Linked DNA regions of Mus musculus: region 2 is linked to region 1. A link is a loop called in an ENCODE intact Hi-C map of the cell type or tissue named here. Cell type or tissue: left cerebral cortex. All regions are shown on one strand. Region 1 overlaps C230014O12Rik (RIKEN cDNA C230014O12 gene). Region 2 overlaps Mapkap1 (mitogen-activated protein kinase associated protein 1).

Region 1 (5,000 bases):
CCACAGGCCTGTGCCACCACACCTGGCTTCCACATGGGTTTCACTGGTCCATCACATCCGATCATATCCAGGCAACAACTCGCTTAATAGATCTAGTTGCTAATATGCATCCAATTGTCTAACTTTATTTTTTCAAATGGTTAACCAACTATTCTAGCACTATTTATTAAATAATTTATGTTTCCCCTACTGATTTGAAATGCCACTTTCATTATATAATAAATAGCTATGCACACCTCAGTTATTTTCCTGCGTCGGCTCATTTGTTTAATTATGCCGATTTTACTGTTTTGTCTTATTATATAAATCTGCAAGGTGTTTTGGCTTATTCATTCACTTATTAACTCACTGGAAGTGTTGTGAGCGTGTGTATGTATGTGTGTGCTAGTATGTATGTATGTGTATATGTGTGAGTGTGTGTATATGTGTGTATGTGTGTTATGTGTGTATATGTTTGTGAGTGTGTGTATGTGTGTATATGTATATATATATATATATATGTGTGTGTGTGTGTGAGTGCATGTATGTATATATGTGTATGTGAGTGTGCATGTGTGTTACTGTGTGTATGTATATGTGCATATGTGAGTGTGTATGTGTGCATGTGTGTTAGTGTATATACATGTGTGTGAGTATCTGTGAATGTATGTGTATGTGAGTGTGTATGTGTGTGCATGTGTTAGTGTATGCACGTGTGTGTGAGTGTGTGTATGTGAGTGTGTATGTGTGTGCTTGTGTTACTGTGTGCATGAGTGTGTGTACATGTGTGTGGGTGTGCATATATATGTGTGTGCATGTGTTAGTGTGAGTGTGTATATATGTGTGTGAGTATGTGTATGTGTGTGTGAGTGTGTGTATATGTGTGTAAATGTGTGTATGTGTGTGTGAGTGTGTGTAGTTGTGTTTCTGAGGCATGTGTAGCCCTGTGTGTGTTTGCTTACTTTTGTTTTCCTTTTGAGGCAGGGTCTCACGCAGCTCAAGCTGGCCCTGAACTCCATATGTAGCTAAGGATGACCTTGAACCTTGATTCACCTGCCTCCACCTCCCAAGTGCTGGAGTGACCGGTGTGCCCCACAAGGCCCAGCTTTTGTGGTGCTGGGCTTGGTGCACGTGCCCAAGTGTTCTCCTAGGCTCACTCACTCAGTCTGTGGATGGGAGCTATTTTAGAACAGCGTGGACAGTGGGCAACGGAACACCTCGACACCTGCATTTAAATGTCTGACCTCAGAAGCTCCTCCTGCCCTGATCAATTTCATTTATTAAGATGTTCTTAGCCGTTCTTGTCTATTTATAACTCCCAATGAACTGATGTTGCAAGAAAATACATTTGGGATTTCATTGGAACTGAATTAAATGTATGGATTAATCTTAATGGAATTGACAATTTTTAATCTTCTTTTCCACCGGCCCAGCCGGCTGTGCTTTTATGCAGTCAATTCTCATTTTCATGTGAAGTTTTAGCCTCACACATTTATGACTGAGCTTGTTGTTGGATATTTTCTGTCTTTGTGGCTATTGTGAATGTCATCTTTTCCCATCATACATTCCGGGTGATTAATGTAAGTACACAGCAAAGCCATTGATTTTTTTGAATATTTCTTTCAAGTCAGCATTTACTGAATTCCTGATTAATTGTAATAGTTCCTGCTTGTTCTTTCAAATTTCCTAGGTAAATAATCACATAATGTGATTGCCCCCTTTACTTTCTTTTGATCTTATCATATACATACATACATACATACATACATATATATGGTAATAGAATATATGTTACATACATATATATGATAATAGAATATATGTATATATTTCTTTCTGCATTAGTCAAGGCAAGCTTTCTGAGACATGAGGAGCAGTACTGAGCAACCAGTTTTCCCAGGGGAAGCAGCCCTGATAAGGGGCTCTGGGCAATTTCTGTGGTGTAAATTCTCCCATCACAGCAGGCCTTCAGTTGCTGATGGGATGTCACTAGATGTGGAATTTATAAAGAGACACGTGGCCTCAATGTGAGGTGGTCTTCAGGGAAGAACACAAAAACAAAATAACAAAAAGAAAAGTTGGAAAACACATGTGTGCACGCGCACACACACACACACACACACACACACACACACACACAGAGGACCAGTTGCAATGAGCATTACCTCTTCCACAGTAGCTCTAAGAGCGCCTGTGACACACTCCACTCTACTTGTTCAATGGGGAAGGGTGGAATAGTGGCCATTACAAAAGGATGGCAAGATCACCTGGTGCAGCTGCATTCCTCTGAGTCCTGCCTCCCTGACACTCTTCTCTCGGGCAATACAGTCAGATTTGAACTGGATTCCCAGAGTTCCGGTGTTGTTCATCTGTTCCCCAGCTGGTGGCGCTATTGATAGGTGGATGAACCCTTTAGGAGGTGGAGTCTATTTGGAGGAAGTAGGTCATTAAGGGTGAGTCTTTGAAGATGATATTGTGACCTTGCAACCCACCCTCCACCCCCCACCCCCCATCCCCTCAGCGCTTGCTGGCCCCCATGAAGTGAGCAGCCTCCTCTATCATAGAGACTTGGCACGATATCCTGCTCCACCTCAGACTAAAGCAATGGACGCCAGCCAGCCACGGGCTGAACTGTGTCCAAATTAAACTTTGCATCTTTTCAATTGTTTTCCTTGGGGTATGTGTCCAGGAGGTGAAGAGGTCACAAACACTCGGACAGCTTCTGTGCTCCTCAACCCCTCCCTCTCTTTTCCCGGGACTGCTGAAGTCACAGCTCCTCCAATTGGGCTTCATCCTGCCTCCTTTTGGAGGGTAAGAGGTAGTAGAACTTTCTCCTGGCCCACCCAACCATACCAAGTCCAAACTGGAGCCCCTGTCCTGTCCTGGTGGCTCTCATCAACACGCTCTTTGCCTACAGATCGAGCAAATAGCGGTTCATGAGGTTCAGGTATCCGTTTCTCCCTACTGTACCCCAGGGCCAGAATTCCCAGGGGAATGGCCTCCCTGATGGCCCTGTTCTCTCAGTAAATACCTTTGCCCACTGCTTAGAAGATCTAGTGTCTTCTACCCCTTCATCAACTGTGCCTTTCATGGTCACCAACAGTGTTGCTCAGACACGTGACCCTGTTCTTCTGAGTCCCAGAAGCGTTGACTCCACCCTCCTCTTGAGACACTCCAGTGTAGTGACTTTCCTTCACCATCTCTGCGACTCCATTTCTGCCTTCCGTCTCCACCCTCTCAGCGTCCTTCAAGATGCCCCTCCCCTACTTTCCCAGTGACCCACCCCTCTTCCTGGCCAGCTAACCACGCATGGCACGTGTTCAGCTCACCGTCGTACTCTCTCCTTTAACCATGTTAGCTAACCTTAAGTATGTCCGAAGCTCCTTTTTCTAATCTGTGAAGTAGGGTAACTGCTAGCTGCATGCTAACACTAACCTGGGGGTACATGCCCCCTGGGTAGGGCACAAAGGGGGCACCCGATGAACCTGACCCCTGGTGGTAGGTTTTATTATCATCCTTCTTGGTCATCTGGAGGGAGAAGGCTACACGAAGGAGGTAAAGCCATCACACGCCACACAGTCTGTGGGACCTGTTGAAGCCCTCCCCACAATGTGGAAGGGGAGATTTCTGAGCTCAGACAGGGACTGTGGGGAGGAGTCAGGGATTCGGGGGGAGGAGTCTACTCTCCAGCAATGCGCAAACTCTGTGCTCTTCTTGTTCCTCTGTCACCAGGGCCTATATTAAGATCATCAAATGTCAGCACAGACGCTTTAACTGCTAATGTGAGTGTGAAAGACAGGTGGATTGCAGGTGTGCTGGTGGGAAGAGAGAAGTCAGGAGGTAGAAAAAGCAAGGAGGGGGCAGAGGGTGAAGGTAGAGAAGCCGGCTTCAGTTCCGTGGGAGCCACAAGATGTGTGTTGCGCGGCAGACAACAGACCTGTAGAGACAGGATCAGTCTGTGGGCTGCTGGCTCCAGGGGCAGCCTGGATAGGCTGGGCTGTGGGTACAGCTCTGGCTCTATGAGACTGCAGGGAGTCTGGGCTTCACACCCCTGCAGCGACTCTCACTTAATGAGTGAAAGGCAGTAGGGTAAAGAGCCCCCCTCTGGAAAACAGACTGTCTGCAAAGGCGGCTGTCAAAGCGAGGCCCCGTTGCTAAGGGAACCGCCTGGGAAGTCAAGAGATGAAGTCACCCCACCTCTCCAGCAAGCTTGAGGTTCAGAAGGGGCCTGGCATTCCAATCCATGTCTGCACTGGTGCCTCTCTGGCCAGGCTTCCGAACCTAGGCGGGGCTGAGATCTTGCCTTCCATGACTGCCCACGCCTGGCTAGTCATTAGTCCAATGGTTGACCAAAGAAACTTGGCTAAGCACTAAGAGGCACAGAGGCTCAGGAGAGCCTGCAGGAGGTCAGTCTGGTACCAAAGGGGCCACAGCACCCCAGGGACTCAGGACTTTAATTAAATCCAGAGGGAAGCAGCTCTAAGCTGACGTGAGGATGGAACCCTTAGGATAGGCAAGAAAACTACTGTCTTAGATGCTTTACTACCATGACCAAGCCAACTTGGGGAGGAAAGGGTTTACTTAGGGTCTGCCTCCACATCATACATCACTGATGGGAGTCAAGACAGGAACTCAAACAGGGCTGGAACCTGGAGACAGGAGCTAATTGCAGAGACCATGGGCAGACGATGCTTACTGGCTTGCTTAGCCCGTTTTCTTCTAGAACCCAGGATCACCAGCCCAGGAATGGCACCACCCACAATGAGCTGGGCCTTCCCCACCGCACCCCATCCCCCATCAATCACTAATTAAGAAGGGTTTATTTAGCTTATGCTCCACATTACTGACTACAGGTTTGCCTACATCCTAACCTCATGGAGGCATTTTCTCAATTGAGGCTCCTTCCTTTCCAATGTCTCTAGCTTGTGCCAAAGTAACGAACCAGCTGGTTTAATAAAACTAGCCAGAACAAGCACTAAAGTTTGAACACAGCCAGCCTCAGTGGGGGAGCCTTGAAACTT
Region 2 (5,000 bases), 490 kb after region 1:
TCTGCCCTGCTTATAAAACCCTAGAGCTACAGCAGCCCCAAGACTGCAGCATAGCAGCCCCATTAAACTCAGAGAGAGACCTGCCCAGAATGAGCTGCCCTGTTGCTACTCTGTACATCGTTAAGCTGGTTCCCATCTGACCTTACTATAGTCATCTCATCTTTAGATTCTGTGTGCTTGCTATAGGATCTATATACATCACTGAATCTAATCCTGAATTAGGACATTAGGACCTTGTTATGGATGTAGAAATGGAAAATAGGACTATTGATGCTTATTCTGAACTCATGTAGCCCAAGAGCCATGGAGCTGATAATTTAACTTGGGTCTCCCATGCCATTTTTGCCTCTAAAGAGCATCTATTTCTGCACACACTTTGTGATAGACAGATTGCTGTAAAAATCTAGGAGTTCCCACACTCAGACAGGAACTTTTTTCTTACCAACATTGCAAACACATGTAATGTAAAGTGACAATGTAAAGTTATCAATCCACTTAGCAGATTTATGTTTCCATTAATTTTCATCTGTCCCTATTACCTGTTTTATACAATAAATACTTCCCAGCCTTGACAGAAACACTGAGTGTAGATTCCCTGAATTAGGCTCTCTCGGTACACAGAGTTGCAGCTAAAGATTGTGAATTAACTGGGAAAATTGCAAATCAGGTAGTCAGTGCAATAATTCATTGTCACATCCAATCAATAAACTTTGTAAATCAACTCATTTAATTCAAAAAATGATCTATATAGATCAAGCAACCAATTAAACAATTAGCATACACTTTGGAATTAATTAATTAAAGCATCAATCACATAATTAAAATTCCAAATTTGAGCTGCAGAATTTAGAGTTCTCCTGCCTTTTGAACTATTAGATTATACTTCTGAAGCTGCCTGCCTTCATGCTAGCAGGCTTGTGATTTCCCAGCCCTCTCTGGAGCACACCAGTGGTTTCAGCATTCATTTATTTACACAGTCACAGGTCTTGTGTATCCCAGGCCTGCTAGCTATGTAGCCAAGGATAACCTTGAACTTGTCATCCTTCTACCTCTACCTTCTAAGTGCTGGGATTAAAATCCTCCACATCTGATTTATGCAGTGCTGAGGATTAGACACAGGACTTTATACATACTCGATGAGCACTCTACCAACTATAGCTAGCCCTAATTTTAACTTGTAAATTGTGTTAGTGTCCTATCAGTATGTATAAATTGCCTTTTTATTGTCCCTCAAGGGGAAAGGTGTTTGTTGATTCTAAAAGGTCAAGACTTCTGGCTGGACATGATAGAGAAACAGAACGTGTCCAGAAGTGGTCCAAGGACCAGGTATGAGCACCAGGGTAAATCATGCCATTTGCTTTTATTCAGCTAAGGTTCTATGGTGTTTGGAATCAGATCTTACCCAAAGAAGCAGCTACTTTTTAAGGAAGGAAGTCTGCGGCTAGTCTTAGTTACCAGGCTTCCCTGGGTGTGCATCAGGGCCTCTCCAGCAGTCCTTTCCCTTTGTTTGCCAGTGTATTCTGTAGTGCTGTACTGGAGTGCTTACTCCCCCTCTGTATTATGAGCTTCCTTTGAGCCAACATTAAATCTCACTTTTCATCTCAAGGACTTAGTTCTAGGTCTTATCTCTAATAAGTGTCCAGTGAATGTTAGAGAAATGACACGTGTGAAAAAGATACTTTTGTCTTTTTAACAAGTGTTAGGGATGCTCAGCATATCCTGGACTGAGGGTAGAGAACAGCAGGGTTGATGTGCTGGCTGGGCCATACTGTCTGGTTACATGTCCCTTCCTGCAGCACTCACTTGCCTTTATGGTTTTGTTTTCAGTGACAATGTCAGTGCCTACTGCCTGCATATTGCTGAGGATGATGGGGAGGTCGACACGGATTTTCCGCCACTGGATTCCAATGAGCCCATTCATAAGTTTGGCTTCAGTACTTTGGCCCTGGTTGAAAAATACTCCTCTCCTGGTCTGACCTCCAAAGAGTCGCTCTTTGTTCGAATGTGAGTACTTCCTTGGTGTGTCACCTGACCTTCTAGCCTTGTTTATCAGGGGAATTATGTGTGTTACCTGGAACATCTGCTCACCTGGTTACTTGCAGAACAATTTGGGAACATGTGCATTGCTGTTTTGTGCTTCTGTACCTAGGACATGTGCAGGACATGTGCAGCCTGTGATAGATCTGGGAACAGCATGTCTACAGATGTCACCTCTGTGAGCAGTGGTGACTAGGAGCCTGGGAAGGAGTATCTGGGTTTGCCCCTTTCTAATCAAGGACACCAGCCTAAATGAAAATGCATATTGTGGCCATTTTTCTATTGTGACTTAAAATACTTTTCTCTCCAACTGGTTCAGACTCTCTTTGTTTTTCCTCTGTTGCCTTCCATTAGACTCTGCCTGCTCTGTGCTTCTGTCAATCTGGGAAAGCCTTAAAACATCATTCTCAGAAAAGTATGTGTACGTACATAAAATAAAATTCATTGGAATATAAAAAGACTCTCTTATATTGAAAATCAACAGATCATTAAATAACTCTATATGTAATGTTATATCTACCTTTATTAATAGATTGCCTAACAAGACCCAAGAGGGGTTCCAACCATCGCTCTTAAAGCCTGTTGATTCAGAGCAGCAATGAGTCTAAGTATTGCTGCCTCAGGAGTCTGCACTATTTGTAGCAGACAGTGGTGTTGCTAAGATGTCTGCGCATCATCTGCAGCAGCAGCTCATTCAGCTCTGAATTGTTGCTTCCACTTTCCATTGAGGAATGCTAAGGCCTGCAGGTGGGACCCGTGCAGCTGCGGGTGAGCCTAACCTAAGTGAGGCTAACCTACACCTCTAATCTCCCTCTCCTGGCTATCTCCTGGGATTAATAGTGATCCCTTTGGCACCCCCTGCTGTTTGAAACCAGCAAACTCTCGTAGTCCTCATGAGAGATTGCGCTGAAGGAGCTCCTCCTGTCCCTTTCAGACAGACTCCTTTGTCTGAGACTTAGGAAGATTGGATTGTGCAGCATGCGATGTGTGAGAATTCTAGGTCTTTCTCCCCTTGAGCAGGAATAGACTCAGGTGCCAGGGGTGAGCTGGGAGCAGCCTCTCCAGCCTCACCAGTGGCTGCCTCATGTCTGCTCTCAAGTCAGATTTGATCTACAAAAGAGCATTATTTTCCCTCCCATTTTCATTTCTGAGGTGCAAAAACAACAGCTTTACAGAACACCTAGAATAATTTTAAATTACATAGTTTTTAAAATAATTTAAAAGTTATGAAGTGATTCTGCCTTCCTAATAAAACTGAGATAACCCTCACATGGACCCATGCATACATACACAGGTGAAACCAGAGGCCAGTACCTTTTTCAGTTGCTTTTCCACCTTAGGCTTAGACAATATCTCAAAAAACCTGGCCCTTAAAATTTTTTGTCTAGGTAGGCTGGCCAGAGAGCTCTCAGGATCTGCCTGTGTTGGTCCATGTCCTCACCCCCACCCCAGATGTGCACCACTGTGTCCAGCGGCAGGCATTTCACACATGGAACAGCTCCTCAGGCTGTCTGATTCCTGTAACCATTTCCAAGGATATAGCAATTACAATTTCATTTGTGTGTTACATTATATTTGCCTAACACTGTAATAGTGTTACGTGTTTCAATACTCTTAATTCCTGTAATCTATAGTTACTTTGTGCCAGAAATCTAGATGGAGACATCTTCTAGGCAGAGAAAAATCTTATTTTCTCATGAAGATCACTACCTAATAAGAACACAGTTGTTAAAAAAACGAAAAACAACAAGACCAAAACCATAAATGTGTTAAGCACCTAAGCATGAACACATGAGGTGCACAGAGTACTGGGCTATCTGCTGGGTTTGGATTTTCTTAAGTAACGACAGTCTTCTGGATTCCTGTGTCCTGTTGAAGTACTTCTTAGGGTCATTGCCTTTAAGTAAGCAGGGTTGTTAGTCAGTGCGTACAAATTAATATTTGTGCTGAGACCTGAACTCAGGACAATATGTGAGGTGAGTGTTCCACTACTGACTTATTCCTCAGCCCAAATTCTGACTTCATTTTCAAGCAGCCTTCTGAAAGATGTACCAACTTAGAAGAAAAGCATCAAGAAACTGCCTTTTTTCTCAGGTGTCTGATGAAATAGTGCAGACTATTTACTCTGTGTGTGTATTGGGCTGAGTGGCCTCCCACCTGCCTATCTGGTCCACATTCTAAGCCTGGGAGACCTTTAGTTAGGAGTCTTCAGAGACATGTCTTGTTTGTGTCAGCAAAGGGAGAAGAGCTTAGCTCCTCCTTTTTGTTTCCTTCCTTTCTTCCTCCCACCTCTGTCTCCTCTAGCAGGAAAAACCCTGAGCTGAAGGTGTTAGGAAAATAGGCTTGACAGTAAGTAGTAAACTAAGGAGCCAACTGTGAAAACTGCCTTTTTTTTTTTTCTTTGAGACAGGGTTTCTCTGTGTAGCCCTGGCTGTCCTGGAACTCACTCTGTAGACCAGGCTGGCCTCGAACTCAGAAATTCGACTGCCTCTGCCTCCCGAGTGCTGGGATTAAAGGCGTGCCCCTGTTTTTATTATGATCAATGTGGAGCTGTGAGAACCAAGGCTGCACAACACTGTTCCCAAGCCTACACGTGACTCTATGTCATATGAAGGGTGATGGTCAGGGAGGGCTACTGGTGTGGTCTTACCTGTCAGGGAGATCCCATTCTTTGAGGGCTGACCTTCAAGCCACTACTCAATTCAGGAAAGGTCATCAAGGCCTTGGAGCCAGTCTGCTCCCAGCCTGACCTTGTCCTTACTGATGTGTTTGATCCTGGTGGATTCCATAAGTTTTTCTGGCTTAGTTACATGGTGATAAATGCTATCAACCTTGCAGGTCAGTAGTAGGTATTAGATAGAAAGCTTGGAACTATGTCTGGTGTGGGTAAGCGTTACCTTTTGTGCTAGCTGCTGTTCCTGTTGTGATTTATTAAAACAGCCCTTAGAGAGGGAGAGCTGGAT

The links. A loop is a pair of places that touch in the nucleus more often than their neighbours do. Peaks named below come from ENCODE experiments on the same cell type or tissue, not always from the same donor. Only the 100,000 strongest peaks of a DNase experiment are listed, where the experiment ranks them.
Region 2: it touches region 1 in a loop (4-fold over the local background); 4 of 42 quality-filtered maps call a loop at or near these places.

Annotation. Positions count from the first base shown.
Region 1 is chr2:34,023,553-34,028,552 of GRCm38, forward strand. C230014O12Rik (RIKEN cDNA C230014O12 gene) reads right to left here. Exons shown (of 4, transcript NR_130173.1): 3 at 2,247-2,405. Among named protein-coding and RNA genes, the nearest start is that of Gm39793, 64 kb to the left of the region's middle. In left cerebral cortex, CTCF peaks have their summits at 2,349 (motif pointing right) and 3,465 (motif pointing left); DNase peaks (open chromatin) are centred at 2,353 and 3,996.
Region 2 is chr2:34,516,846-34,521,845 of GRCm38, forward strand. Mapkap1 (mitogen-activated protein kinase associated protein 1) reads left to right here. Exons shown (of 12, transcript NM_177345.4): 6 at 1,828-2,004. Among named protein-coding and RNA genes, the nearest start is that of Gm34178, 56 kb to the right of the region's middle. In left cerebral cortex, a CTCF peak has its summit at 2,892 (motif pointing left); a DNase peak (open chromatin) is centred at 2,899.